Regions from separate parts of the Homo sapiens genome. Here region 1 is linked to region 2. Evidence: read pairs that join two places in POLR2A ChIA-PET (ENCODE). Cell type or tissue: CD4-positive, alpha-beta T cell. All regions are shown on one strand. Each heading gives the region's core, and the rest is flanking DNA. Links, peaks and the distances in the headings are about the cores only.

Evidence for each region. ChIA-PET counts read pairs that join two places held together with the same protein. Peaks named below come from ENCODE experiments on the same cell type or tissue, not always from the same donor. Only the 100,000 strongest peaks of a DNase experiment are listed, where the experiment ranks them.
Region 1: POLR2A ChIA-PET joins it to region 2 with 5 read pairs; 3 of 35 experiments call an interaction of 5 or more read pairs at or near these places.

Annotation. Positions count from the first base shown.
Region 1 is chr4:89,281,097-89,285,499 of GRCh38, reverse strand. All of the region lies in intron 1 of GPRIN3 (GPRIN family member 3), which reads left to right. Among named protein-coding and RNA genes, the nearest start is that of GPRIN3, 25 kb to the left of the region's middle. In CD4-positive, alpha-beta T cell, for the core only: no CTCF peak of the experiment used is centred there; DNase peaks (open chromatin) are centred at 439, 1,669 and 2,689; H3K4me3 peaks cover 1,618 bases; H3K27ac peaks cover 3,574 bases.
Region 2 is chr4:89,387,139-89,391,541 of GRCh38, reverse strand. No RefSeq gene overlaps it. Among named protein-coding and RNA genes, the nearest start is that of GPRIN3, 82 kb to the right of the region's middle. In CD4-positive, alpha-beta T cell, for the core only: no CTCF peak of the experiment used is centred there; no DNase peak of the experiment used is centred there.

The DNA.
Region 1 (4,403 bases), core at 135-4,134, 110 kb after region 2:
CCTGCCCACTGCACAAATAAAGACCATGGCATTGCAGTAAAGAAAAAGTTTAATTGATGCGAGGCTGGCCATGCCACATGGTAGACAAAGTTATTACTCAAATCAATCTCATAAAGGCTCATATGTTTAGGGATTTTTCTTTTTTTTTAATTATTATACTTTAAGTTCTAGGGTACATGTGCACAACATGCAGGTTTGTTACCTAGGTATACATGTGCCATGTTGGTTTGCTGCACCCATCATTTACATTAGGTATTTCTCCTAATGTTGTCCCTCCCCCGCCCCCTGACCCCCCAACCGACCCCGCCCTGTGTAGGGTAGGGATTTTTCAAAGGCAGTTTGGGGGAAGGGGTGAGAGTGGCTAGGTGCTTGCTGCTGATTGGTTGGGGTGGAGATGAAATCATAGGGAGTCAAAGCTGTCTGTCCCCTTGAGCTGAGTCACTCCTCTGTGGGGCCACAGGAGCAGTTTGGCAGGACCAAGTGGAGCCAGCAGTGTCAGACATGCAAAAGGCCTGAAAAGATATCTCAAAAGGCCAGTCTACATTGGTGATGTTATTGCAGTAGTAATTGGGGAAGTTGCATATCTTGTGACCAGCCTATTAGCAGAATTCAGGCTCCTCTCCTTCCCCTAGCCTGATGGTCTCATTCTCATTTAAACTATAATCTAAATGTCTTCCAAAGTTAGCTAGGCCTAGGCCTAAGTCCAAGAATAATTAAGGCAGCTTGAAAGCTAAAGGCAAGGAATGGGGAGTTGGGTTGGCTAGATCAGATCTCCCCCACTGCCATAATATTCTCACTGATATAATTTTTGCAAAGGCGATTTCAGGGTGAGAAAAGGGAGCTAGGGAAGGAGCAGTGGACTTGGAAGGTAGACCTGGTGGTGAGTTCCTGTTAGTAAGAAAGCCCAAGTAATTCTACTACCATAATCACTAATATTATTGCTGTTACTACTAGCTAACCTGTGTGCAAAACTCTCTTCTAAGAATGCACAACAATCCTAGAGGAAGGTGTTATTTTCATTCCTGGGTGGCAAGTGTTACAAACCTTAGGCACTGGGGAGTCAACTAATTTGCCTGAGGCCACACAGCTTGTAAGTGGCCAACCAGATGTGAACCTGAATAATCTGATCCTAGAGGCATTGTTAACCACTGTGCCTCTCACACAGTGAAATGTTTCCAGAAGGTAAGGGACAGTAATTCTGAATGGCTGGCAGTCCTCCAGCATGTGGTCTTCAGCCTCCTGTCTCTGTTCATGCCGTTCATTTGCTTTAGTGGCCTCTTCCACCCACCCATTCCTTCACCTGGCTGACTCCCCATCCTTCAGGGCATTCTGCCCAGCACACCTTTCCAGAATCCTGCTGAGGCCCTTACCTCACCAGCTTGTGGTGGGTACCCTGTGATACCATCTGTCATAGCGTTTACCTCAACACAGTTGCTTTTCTGCCTTGTCTTAAAACCTTGGATCCTTCCATTCTTTCATCCTTCGCATTCAATCAGAGGGCACAGCTGATTTGACCTCTTCAGTATTTCTAGGTCCATCCTTCCCTCAGTTCCTGCTGCCAGTGCCCTACTTCTCACAGTTTCACTTACAAAGCCCCCCGCAGTTTTACTTTGTCACACCCTTTAGCCCTATATCTTGCATCCGGAGCTGCAGCCATGCCAACTAAATATTGTTCCAGCCCCACCCCACCCTCAACCACTTCCCCAGTAGGCTGCCTGTATATCTATTCATGCTTGTCCATATGCACCTGAAATGCCCTTTCCTCCCCACTGGTGAAGTCCTGCTTAGTTTTCAAGGCAGCATTGCTGTTGCTTACACTCAGAGGCCTTGGGTGGGCCTTCTCTTAGATATGCCAGCATTGTGCACTCATAACACCCTATGCCGAGCTCTACCAAAGGGCTCACCATTATACCGTAGTCCAGTCTCCCTTTATGTTTCTGCCTCCCCCACTAGATATGAACTTCCTGAAGGTGAGGACTGGCAGATTCCACCCACCTTGTGTGTACCATGATCTGTGTGATTACTTACTATGTTCCTGGTATTTTTTTCCTTCCCTGTTTTGCAGCAGATCTCCACTGGTTCCCCGGAAGCTTTCCCTGATTGCAAAAGTTGGAATGAGTCATTCTTTTCTTGTGTTACCATTGAAATCTGTAGCAATGAAATCACCTTTCTGCCCAGTGGATGTGAGCTTCTGAAGGCAGGAATTGAGCCTTTGTGGCTCTCTAGAACCCACCACAGGCCTGGCACATTGTGTATGTTAAACAATTTGGGATAGCCTAAAAAGTAATGTTTAATGTTTGTGCTACATAGGCCTATTGTTCAGCTGCATGAATTGAGTGAATAAGAAAAATAATTACTCTGAAGGCCTGTCTTTACTTCCTCTCATAGCCCTCAATGAAGCAAGGGATTTTACAAACAAAACACTAAAGGCCTTGGCTATCTTTGTTAATATTAATAACAATCGGTCTTTTTAGGCCTGAACGTATGTGCATAGTGTTCTTATCACTTTCAGAAAAACATTCCTCCATTACCATCTGAGGGTAACATAATCGCATGTGTGGCAAGTCATCAAATTAGTGAATTCTTAAAAGTCCAAGTTATTATATCTTTATTAGGCAGATTTCCACAGATTTGTGAGGTCTTCGATGTAGACTCTGAGACTGTGATTCATAGTTCCCATGACAGCAAAGTGGGGATAGCTCTCTGAGCCACCTCGGGCCACGAAGAGGTAGTTTTTAGTGGGTAAAAATCCCATACTTCTGACAAGTGATTTGTCAGATTAATATTCTACACCAGGGTTGTCCAGTCTTTTGGCTTCCCTGGGTCACGCTGGAATAATTGTCTTGGGCAACACATAAAACACACTAACAATAGCTGATCAGCTAAAAAAAAAAAAAAAAAAAAATTGCAAAAAAATCACATATGTTTTAAGAAAGTTTACAGATTTGTGTTGGGCTATGTTCAAAGCTGTCCTGGACTGCATAAGGACAAGCTTGTTCTACACACTTTGGATCCTTCCTTTCCTAATGAGGCTTATAAATCTGTGAGTTTATCCCAATAATAGATGCACACCACTGAAGCAGGTGAGAGATTACAACCCCTTGAGGGTCAAGGTAACAAGGCATGTTGGAAACATTCCTGACTCCCAGTATCTTATTGTTTACAAAGGATATTTCTATTATTTAGATACTCATATGACATTGATTTTTGTTATAAACTACTATTCAAAACAGTAAAATAAATTCAAAGCAAATAATTCATGATTTGAGATAGGATGGACATAATTCTCATCATTGCTAGTGAATATAGTTAACTTCAGTAATAGAAATGGCTATTCTTTTATGTTACAGTAATTTTGTTGGCAATGCATTATACACGAAATAAAAATCACATTTCTTTAGAGGCATGTTAGCATTCACCAAACAATAACTGTACTTCTTTTTCTTCTTGCCAGCACCATGCAGGATACTGAGACTACCAGGCACCCACTCACTCTCTACAGTACTCTTACTAAAGAGACCAAAAAAAAAAAAAAAAGATGACTGCATAGCAATGCATTATAATAAAGACTTTAGAATGCAATGAGACAACAGAGGAAAGACTTGTAATTAAGGGGGAATGGTTTAGGGATGGGAAAGTGCAAGGAAGGCTTCCCATAGAAGAAAATGCTGAGTTGTGTTGAGATTATTAGCAATGCAAGAAAGAGTAGAGAGGGTATTTTAGTTTCCTAGAGTGGCCATAACAAAATACCACAAACTGGGTGGCTTAAAACAACAGAAATGTGTTCTGTCCTTGTTCTGTGGGCTAATCATCTGAGAACAAGGTGTCAGCAGGGTTAGTTCCTTCCAGTGGCTCTAAGGGATAAGTTGTTCCATGTCTGATATAGATTGGATCTGTGTCCCCGCCTAAATCTCATGTTGAAATGTAATCCCCAGTGTTGGAGGTGGGGTCTGGTGGGAGGTGATTGGATCATGGGGCAGATTTCTCATGCATGGTTTAGTACCATCCTCTTAGTGCTGTCTTCACGACAGTGAGTGACTTCTCTGTGAGAAGTGAGATCTGTTTAAAACTATGTGGCAGCTGGGTGCGGTGGCTCACACCTGTAATCCCAGCACTTTGGGGAGCCGAGGTGGGCAGATCACGAGGTCACGAGTTCGAGACCAGCCTGGCCAACATGGCGAAACCCCGTCTCTACTAAAAATACAAAAATTAGCCAGGTGTGGTGGCGGGTGCCTGTAATCCCAGCTACTTGGAAGGCTGAGGCAGGGGAATTGCTTAAACCCAGGAAGTGGAGGTTGCAGTGAGCTGAGTTCACGCTATTGCACTCCAGCCTGGGTGACAAGAGCGAGACTCTATCTAAAAAAAAAAAAACATGAAACTATGTGGGACCTTGCTCTCTGTCT
Region 2 (4,403 bases), core at 179-4,178:
TGCAACCCCTGCCTTTTTTTGTTTTCCACTTGCTTGGTAGATCTTCCTCCATCCCTTTATTTTGAGCCTATGTGTGTCTCTGCACGTGAGATGGGTTTCCTGAATACAGCACACTGATGGGTCTTGACTGTTTATCCAGTTTGCCAGTGTGTGTGTTTTAATTGGAGCATTTAGCCCATTTACATTTAAGGTTAATATTGTTATGTGTGAATTTGATCCTGTCATTATGATGTTAGCTGGTTATTTTGCTCATTAGTTGATACAGTTTCTTCCTAGCATCAATGGTTTTTACGATTTGGCATGTTTTTGCAGTGGCTGGTATTGATTGTTCCTTTCCATGTTTAGTGCTTCCTTCAGGAGCTCTTGTAGGGCAGGCCTGGTGGTGACAAAATCTCTCAGCATTTGCTTGTCTGTAAAGGATTTTATTTCTCCTTCACTTATGAAGCTTAGTTTGGCTGGATATGAAATTCTGGGTTGAAAATTCGTTTCTTTAAGAATCTTGAATATTGGCCCCCACTCTCTTCTGCCTTGTAGAGTTTCTGCCGATAGATCAGCTGCTAGTCTGATGGGCTTCCCTTTGCGGGTAACCGAACCTTTCTCTCTGGCTGCCCTTAACATTTTTTCCTTCATTTCAACTTTGGTGAATCTGACAATTATGTGTCCTGGAGTTGCTCTTCTTGAGGAGTATCTTTGTGGCATTCTCTGTATTTCCTGAATTTGAATGTTGGCCTGCCTTGCTAAGTTGGGGAATTTCTCCTGGATAATATCCTGCAGGGTGTTTTCCAACTTGGTTCCATTCTCCTCGTCACTTTCAGCTACACCAATCAGACATAGATTCGGTCTTTTCACATAGTCCCATATTTCTTGGAGGCTTTGTTTGTTTCCTTTTATTGTTTTTTCTCTAAACTTCTCTTATCCCTTCATTTCATTCATTTGATCTTCAATCACTGATACCCTTTCTTCCAGTTGATCGAATTGGCTACTGAAGCTTGTGCATTCGTCACGTAGTTCTCGTGCCATGGTTTTCAGCTCCATCAGGTCCTTTAAGGACTTCTCTGCGTTGGTTATTCTAGTTAGCCATTCGTCTAATGTTTTTTCAAGGTTTTTAACTTCTTTGCGATGGGTTCGAACTTCCTCCTTTAGCTCGGAGAAGTTTGATCATCTGAAGCCTTCTTCTCTCAACTCGCCAAAGTCATTCTCCGTCCAGCTTTGTTCCATTGCTGGTGAGGAGCTGTGTTCCTTTGGAGGAGGAGAGGTGCTCTGATTTTTAGAATTTTCAGTTTTTCTGTTCTGTTTTTTCCCCATCTTTGTGGTTTTATCTACCTTTGGTCTTTGATGATGGTGACGTACATATGGGGTTTTGGTGTGGATGTCCTTTCTGTTTGTTATCTCCACAGCACTTCTAAGACACTTAGCACCATTCCAAGCCTAAGAAGTGTTAAGATTGTTACCTTATACGACTTTATGTCTGTGTTTCATATTGCTTTCAATTGACCAAAATTGTTAAGTTAAAATCTATGAACATGCAAATAGTCTTGCTTTTTGTCACCATCTTCTGTCTGTATTTGCCAATATTTAAAGAAACAATGTCTTATAATAACACTCTCTTTTTTGAAAAACAGCCTTCCATGTAATTCTCTTTTTTCTCTAAGAAGTGTTGGCAGCACAACCTTTTTGTTCTGCAATATTTGGTTCTTTATGCCATCATCAGGAAATAATCAACATTTTCCGGTTTTCAGGAAAGAGAAAATAATCCATGGAGAGTCCATAGAGTGTCATGATCTTTGGGATCTTTTCTTATTCTGACTCATGAAACCCTCACTTAGAACCCAAGTAGCTCGATCTCAGTCACCAAGTATTAATAGGTATGTCATAGACTAAGAGAGACAGCAGCCCTTCAGAAGGAATCACAAATGCCAACAAGCTAGCATGAGAGTGAACAGGGAACAGAAAAGGGGATAGAGGGAGGAGGACTGAGCACAGCTGAAGTCTAATAGAGCGGAATCATTACCAAAGGAGAGGCCAGGATACCATCATGTAATACAAAGAACTTAGAACAAGGGCTTACTATGTGCTGCATGCTTGTATTAACATTTTTAATTTTCACAGTAGCCCCATGAGCTAGGTGTTCTAGTGAGCCTCATTTTATAGATGAAGAAAATAAATCGCAAAAAGATTTAATAAATTGCCCAAGGTTACACAACTAGCAATGGGTGGAGCTGGGATTCAAACCTATGGGGCTTCTGGAATCAAGACACTAGACTGTACCACTTCTTCCTAGAAGAATGTAGTCTCCAGGATTTACATGATGAACAGGCTGGAACAAGGGACTAAGCTGGATAGAGGAGTTCTTGGGGCAAAGTGTCAGGAGCATGTCTATCTCTCCTCCTGCATATGGTTTGTCTTAAAGTGACTCTATTCACCAACCATTAACTGATAAAAGCAACACCAATTAACTGATTCTGCCCTGATCCACTTTTTTAGAGTATCAAACAATAACCAGGACAATGTACCTCTTACTTCTCAATAGGGCATATTTGTAAGCCAGTGACATTTCTTAATAATAGACATGATGATATTAATAATATTGAGCACTTTCATGTGCCAAGAGCTGTGATTCAATTGCACAAAATAGGCTTATTTCTGAGTAACAACTTTGTGTATGTATACTTGATGTACGTGTGTGTGTGCATGCGCACGCATCTTTAATTGATATGGGTTTATTTTCAGAGTTAATTAAAATAGTTCTTCCTTATGGCCAGCAGAAAACTACTGCCAGCACAGAATACACATGAAAGCTAATATATGTAAAATCATAAAATTTCAGCACTACATCATAGGTTTATAAATTTCCCAGAGATGATGCAATTATACTCTTTTATAAGAAGTATGGTTTCTAAACTAGAATTCAAAAAATTTGGCTCTGTAATACAGCATTCTTATTCTACTGGATGGTAGAAATGTAGCCAGAAAAGAAAGAATATTTTATATTTTATAAATTGACAGAAATGAATTTTTGGCAGGTTGAGTCTACAAAGGTTTTAAACGAAATGATATACTTACAAGTCAAAGTGCTACTGTCCTTGTTGGAGTTAGCAGATGGTGACAGGCTCCAGCCTCCCTACCTTTCATTGTCATTTCCTTTTAAGTCCTCTGTTCTCCATCAAGTCATTGCCTGTCAAATGTGCTGCCACATTTTTCCTTTCTTACGCTGAGGCCACCAATGATTGATTGAAGGTTACTAGTGTCTCTACAGCTGCCATTGTCTCCACATTGTTGCTGAAAAGTCCGAGGAAATGACTCTGTATCACTACCTCTTTTACCTGGGCCTCAAGAGTGTTGCCTTGTGTTTTCATTGTCTCAGAGACTTGAAGGAAATCATTGTCTTGTCATGTTGTTCCCACTGGCTTCCGTGTCAGGGCTCAGACACATAGTGCAAATCCCTGGGATTAGTATTGGAAAATTACAAGATGTGTGTGCCATAAAGGGCAAGAACAAAGGACCATGTGGGCCACACACACTCGTAATTACCCCACTGTTTCCACACCAGCCATGGCCTTGAATCTTTCGTGAATTCAACATCTTTCTCAATGGAAGTTCCTTTCTAGGGTGTTTCTCAGACTCGCAGAATAGACTCTGGAAGGTCTGTCCCTCTAGACACTAAATATATACCTACACATGTCTAAATTCTAAAATGAACCTAGCAGAGGTGGAAACAAAAATATGCCACTTACCTACATTTAATCACAAAGCATTTTGCTACAGCTGTTATGTTTTTGACTAGTTCAAAGAATCATGGAAACTTACACACCGGAAAGAAAAAAGTACATGCTTGACATTGTCTTTTCCAACTAAGGCTAAGAAAGATTAAATGTCTACATTGTCTTACGGCTTTTTCTGCAATTCAGAGATTCATCTAAAGAGTTAGAATAAACATACAATTTTGTAAATCACGATATTAATTAAAGATAGCTAAATTCTTTGGAGTACCTCTAAACATATTTCTGATGGTCTGTGACACCTGGACATGAAGAACTACAGCTTTCTTTCAAGTGAAATTTTAATCACCATTGATAAGTCAAAGGATTCATTTTACCATGGAATCTGCAACATTTCCTTATTCTCAATTGTTGGTCCTTCTTATTCCTTCTTAAAGACTCTGCTCTGACCCCTTGGGTTTCTTCCTATATACTGTCTCCTTCAGTGAAATCACCTACTTTTGTGGCTTCTGTTGCCACCAGTCTTCAGATGATCATCAAATCTACATTTCTAACTCTCTTTTCCACTGCTGCCTCATTTTGGTCTCTAAGACATCACTTTTCTGTCCTGTCATCACTCAACCTAAACCAAGCCAAACTTATCTCTCAGGTTTAATAACCAGATTTCCCAATTCTCCTGACTGT